2 separate regions of the Homo sapiens genome follow, and region 2 is linked to region 1. Evidence: chromatin contacts called from ENCODE Hi-C data. All regions are on one chromosome and are shown on one strand. The core of a region is the stretch at or near the end of the contact, and the rest is flanking DNA. Distances in the headings are between cores, read along the strand shown.

Evidence for each region. A loop is a pair of places that touch in the nucleus more often than their neighbours do. Pooled maps may share reads with other maps.
Region 2: a loop to region 1 is called in a pooled map, with 2.2 times the contacts of the local background. The contact joins the promoter of LGALS9C here to the promoter of SHMT1 in region 1. A Hi-C loop is called at or near these places in 2 of 50 pooled maps.

Annotation. Positions count from the first base shown.
Region 1 is chr17:18,362,193-18,364,873 of GRCh38, reverse strand. It overlaps SHMT1 (serine hydroxymethyltransferase 1), which reads left to right and starts at 1,324. Exons shown (of 12, transcript NM_004169.5): 1 at 1,324-1,502. RefSeq lists a silencer at 1,230-1,699.
Region 2 is chr17:18,475,448-18,478,128 of GRCh38, reverse strand. LGALS9C (galectin 9C) reads right to left here and starts at 1,340. Exons shown (of 11, transcript NM_001040078.3): 1 at 1,236-1,340. The coding sequence starts at 1,274.

The sequences.
Region 1 (2,681 bases), core at 75-2,574:
AATGGCATGAACCCAGGAGGCAGAGCTCGCAGTGGGCCTAGATCGCGCCACAGCACTCCAGCCTGGGCAAGAGAGGGAGACTCCGTCTCAAAAATAAAAAAAAATTAGCCAGGCGTGGTGGCGGAGGCCTGTAGTCCCAGCTACTCAGGAGGCTGAAGCAGGAGAATGACGTGAACCCGGGAGGTGGAGCTTGCAGTGAGCCGAGATCGCGCCACTGCACTCCAGCCTGGGCGACAGAGCAAGACTCTGTCTCAAAAAAAAAAAAAAGTTTTTTTTGTATTTTTTGTTTGTTTGTTTTTCGAGATGATGAGGGTCTCACTCTGTTGCCCAGGCTGGAGTACAGAGGCAAGATCATTGCTTACTGCAACCTCTGCCTCCCAGGCTCAAGTGATCCTCCCATTCAGCCCCCCAAGTAGCTGGGACTACAGGCGACTGCCACCACACCCAGCTAATTTTAAAATTATTTGTAGAGACAAGGTTTCACCATTTTGCCCAGGCTGGTCTTGAACTCCTAGGCTCAAGCCATCTGCCTCGGCCTCCCAAAGTGCTGGAATTACAGGGGTGAGCCACTGCGCCCGGTTTTTATCATTCTTATAATAATTATTGTTATCATTTGACAAATAAAAAAATTTATGACGCAGCCTCAGGTGGTCCTGACATGTGGCCCCGGTTTTTATCATTCTTAACAATAGGTAATGTTCATTGAGTCCTTATTGTGTGTCAGTATTTTATTTATCTTATTTTATTCTTCTTGAGACGTTGTCTCGCTCCGTCCCCCAGGCTGGAGTGCAGTGGCGCGATCTCGACTCACTGCAACCTCCGCCTCCTGGGAGGCAACATAGTTAGACCCCCATCTCTACTTCAACCTGGGGGACAGAGTGAGACCCTGTCTCAAAAAAATAAAAATAAAAAATAACAAAAATAATAATAATAAAGTGTCTGCTCTTGGATTATACACCTACAGAGTAATAATGTTGCAGTTTGGACGCACATTTGTCCTACTTTAAATGACCACCCTGCAAACTAAAAGTAGTACCATGAACAAAATTCACTCATAATCCCACGGCCCAAGCGACAGGCTTAAGTGAGGAAGGCCCTGTGTAGTCTTCCTGGAAATCTTGGTCCACACACCAGCCCTGCAGCCAAAGCGGGTCAGTTCTGCAGGTCCCTGCCCCAGGTGCGCAGCTGCACTACGCGGCCTCCGGCCCGCCCCGGAGAAACAGGCCCTGCCCGCCGCTGCGCCGCAGCCAATAGCGCGGGTGCGTTTGGTGGCGGCCCATGCTTGGCTGCGCTCTCTGATTGGGCGCCTCCGGGGGCGGGGCCAAGCCCAAGCCTGGCGCGCAGAGTGCACCTTCCTGAGCTCGAGCGGTCCAGCGCCAAGTTCGGGGTTTGGGGTTGGAGCGGCTGGTCACGTGGCTGGCCCGCGGCGGTGCGCGGGGCGTTGGGTCAGCGGGTCTGGGACTGGTGGCACCGGCGGCGGCGTAGGACGGAGGCGTCGCTAGGTACGTGCGCGGGCCGTGTTCCGGTAGGTGGGCGGCTTCGGGTCCGAGGGCCGCGGCGTCCCAGAGCCCGGGGGGTGCTTCGGCGTCCTCGCTGTCCCCCGCCGTACCCCACCCTCTGCAGCCGCAATGACGGGAGGGGAGCGCTTGGGTCGCGCCTGGGCTGGGGATCGGGCGGCGGCCAGCCGCAGCGCCCCAGTTCCAGGCACATTCGGTATGATGGGGTGGCGGCCCGTGGCCTTTGGCAAGAATGCGAAGGCTTATCGGGGATGTGAGTAGTAGCTCTCCACTGAACACTTTTCTCGTTGAGCATTTTCGATTTAAACAATCCTAGCTCCTTCACAACAAAGCTGCAAGTCAAGTGCTACTGTTTCCCCCATTTTACAGGTGAGGAAGGTGGTGGGGCCCTGAGAAAGGAGGCAACTTAAATGGCAGAGCCCGGAATAGAACCCGGGTTCTCAAAGCCTGCGCCCCTAAAGGCTGCGCGCAGGGTCGCTCCACTTTTGGCCCGTGCCACCAGATCCCTGTGGGGAATGAGCTCTTCCTGTTGCCCGCAATCTGCCACCCCCTGTTCTAGGAGACAAATGTTGCACTGTGAAGTTCTTGGCCCGGTGCCTTGGCTTCGAGATTCCGGGAGTTAAGTGACCCTTGGTCCAGCTGAGGTCAGCACAGATGCGGGCCTTCAATCGGGCAGTTACCCAGAGAATAGACTGGAAACACCAGTTTAGGTTCTTGCAGAAATAACATTGTAGGCCGGGCGCGGTGGCTCATGCCTGTAATCCCAGCATTTTGGGAGGCCGAGGTGGGCGGATCACTTGAGGTTAGTAGTTGGAGACCAGCCTGGCCAACATGGTGAAACCCCGTCTGTACTAAAAATACAAAAAAACCTGGCTGCCCATGGTGGCACACACCTATAATCCCAGCTACTCGGAAGGCTGAGGCAGGAGAATCGCTTGAACCCGGGAGGTGGAGGTTGCAGTGAGCGGAGATCACGCCACTGCACTCCAGCCTGAGTGACAGAGTGAGACTCTATCTCAAAAGAAAGAAAGAGAGAGAAAGAAAAGAAAAAAAAGAAAAGAAATAACGTAAATTTATTACTTGGGGGAACTTGGAACGGAAGTGGGTAATTGTGTTTTTATTTAGTGCAATGTCCTGGGACAAGGCCTTGGAACTGAAGAGAAA
Region 2 (2,681 bases), core at 91-2,590, 110 kb before region 1:
CTCTATGCAGGTTCTACCTTGGGGGCTTCCATAGGGTGGCTGAGGGGTCATTGGTGACAGCCAGGAGGAAACAGGCCTCCTTTCTCCATTCTTCCTCTCTGGAGTCTAGAAAGCAGAGCTGAGCTCTGCAGACCAGAACATAGGCAGCCTCATTCTGGACTCAGTATCACCAGAGGGCACCCAAGCCCAACCCTGGCCTCTGCTGAGGTGGCCCCTGGCAGCTTCCCTGCCCTCAGCACCCTGCCTCTGCCCACCCTCCCCATTCTGCCTCCCCACTCAGGAAGGGCCCATCAGCCCACCCACTCCAGCCCCTCGGGAAGCTCTTTGCCAAGGCAGGGTGAGATCCTGTGACAGGACCCAGCCCAGGACACAGTCACCCCTGAAGGCTCCTGGGCTCCTGGGGCTGCCACTCCCATCTGGGGGCATTTGGCAACTGGCCTTTGCCTCCCTGAACCTTGGATTTTCCGTGAATGAAGGGGACTCATAAACCTCACAGAGTTTCAGCAAGGCACCTGCAGCCCTCTGACCCCACACTGCAGGGACAGTCCCTGCCTCCGTCACCTCTGAGACTGTCCGTCTACAGATGCCCTGACATGCCTATGCCTGGTTAACTCCGCCTCACCCTTCAGAGCACAGACACCTCCTCGGGAGGCCTTCCCTGCTGCACCCAGACTCCCAATAACATGAAACACTCCCAAAGCACCTACAGTGTGTCAGGCACTGTTCAAACACTCTAGATACACTACTTCCTTAATCCATATCCCAACCCTGGGAGTGGGGGGCTCAAGTATTATTCCCACTTCACAGATATGGAAACTGAGGCCCAGAGACCACCAGCCAGTAAATAGCTGGACCCAGGGAGGCCAACTCCACAGTACGCACCCTTAACTACCATGCCGGGTAGCATCCTTACTGTCCCAGAAGCATGCTTGCTTCCTCTTTACACAAACCATCCCACTCTACACCTCTTCCCCTGAGCGCACAGGACAGGACAGGACAGCTCAGCCAACACTGTCAAACCCATGACTCATGGGAGGAGCATCTCTCCAGGCATGAGTGAGCTCAGCATGGCACAGCTGTGCCAGGACGACCCCCACTGACATTTCTGCCCTGCTTGTGTTCTCTTTGGGATGCCCCCACCCCTATCTCCTGCCACCCAGGAGTTGCTTCCTCAGAGCCCCAGAACTGTGTCCCCCTGGCTGAGGCAGCCCTGTGCCCACGGCCCCGGAACTCACTGGGCTCAGATAGGGAGCCTGGCAACCGCTGAAGGCCATCTCTCCACCGCCTCTGTGGCCACCACTGCCTTTGACACCTGCCAGGCAGTCCTTTGCAGAAGGAATGACTTAACAAAGTAATAGAAACCAAAGCAACTTGGCTGTTATTCAATGGGGAGGAGCCGGCAGCAAGAGGAAGTGGGTCCAGAGAGAGAAAGGTAGGGTGTTGGGTGAACTGGGGTGACACTCATAGAGGGAAGTAGGCACTCCCAGCCCCAGTGACCTTTCCCTCCTCCCTCTCCTGTGCTCAACCCAAGCCTGAAGCATATTTGGTTCATAGAGGTCTACAATGCTTGACCACACTGACATGACAGTGAGTTGCCAGATGACACTGCCCAGAAGTATGTGGCTGTGTGTCCTAAGCATGCTTGGCCACTGGTTCCAGAAAATAATGGGGCTGGGTATTGCCTGTGCACAGGGTGCTTGTGGGGAAGGGTGGCTTCAACTCATTTTACATATAGAGAAGCTGAGGCTCAGAGTCTGAGGGACATGCCCCAGGTCACACAGCTAATTCGTGGCAGCCTGAGCTATATGAAGATTCTCAGAATCTTCAAGAAGTATTTCTCCTCTTTAAATTTCTATTCTTCATGTTAAAACATAATTATGTAGAAGGGAATATTTTGCATGAAAAACACTATAATGAAGATTTTTATTCTAGAGTATGGGGTGCCCAGGAGCTTCTGATCCTCCCCCTCAGTGAATCTCTCTTTCTTCTCTTCTCCATCCTTATTTTGTGAGCTTTAGGATGGGGAGAGAAGTATTGGACATAATAGAACATTTCAAGTGACATGGGAGTGGGAAGGAACATATGGCATGAACTGCCTTTAATTGGCTTCAGCACCTAGTTAGGGGAAATAATTGGCTGAAACAGAGAATAACAGGATAGGCTGCAGAGGGGAGAGGGAGCCATGAAATAAACTTACCTGAAGTTGACCAGGTCCCAACGATGTGCTGGCGAGAAGGCCCAGAACTCAAGCTGGGGATGGGCGGGTAAGGACCATACAGGCTCGAGGGGATGGCAGGTGCCCCAGGGCCATACGTAAGTCTGCACCTCTCTTCCTTCCTGTGTTCTGCCTAGATGCACTAGAATTTGCAGACGAACTCCTTTGAGATGTTCCCATAGACTGAGGCCGTGTGTGTCGTCTGCACTCACCATCCCATTATGTTCTGGATCAAGTAGAATTTGACCAAGTTAAGGAGTAGACAGTACAAGGGGAGCAGAAAGGAGAGAAAAGAAGGGAAATTCTTTGCAATCCTCTCGAATACCAGGAATATTTTCATCACGTCACGTCATTTGTAGCAATCACCAATTGATTGGGATATGGAACAACTGGAACTATCATTCATAGCAGACTTGAGTGTAAAATAATCCAACTTAGAAAAATGGGCAGGGCGTGGTGGCTCATG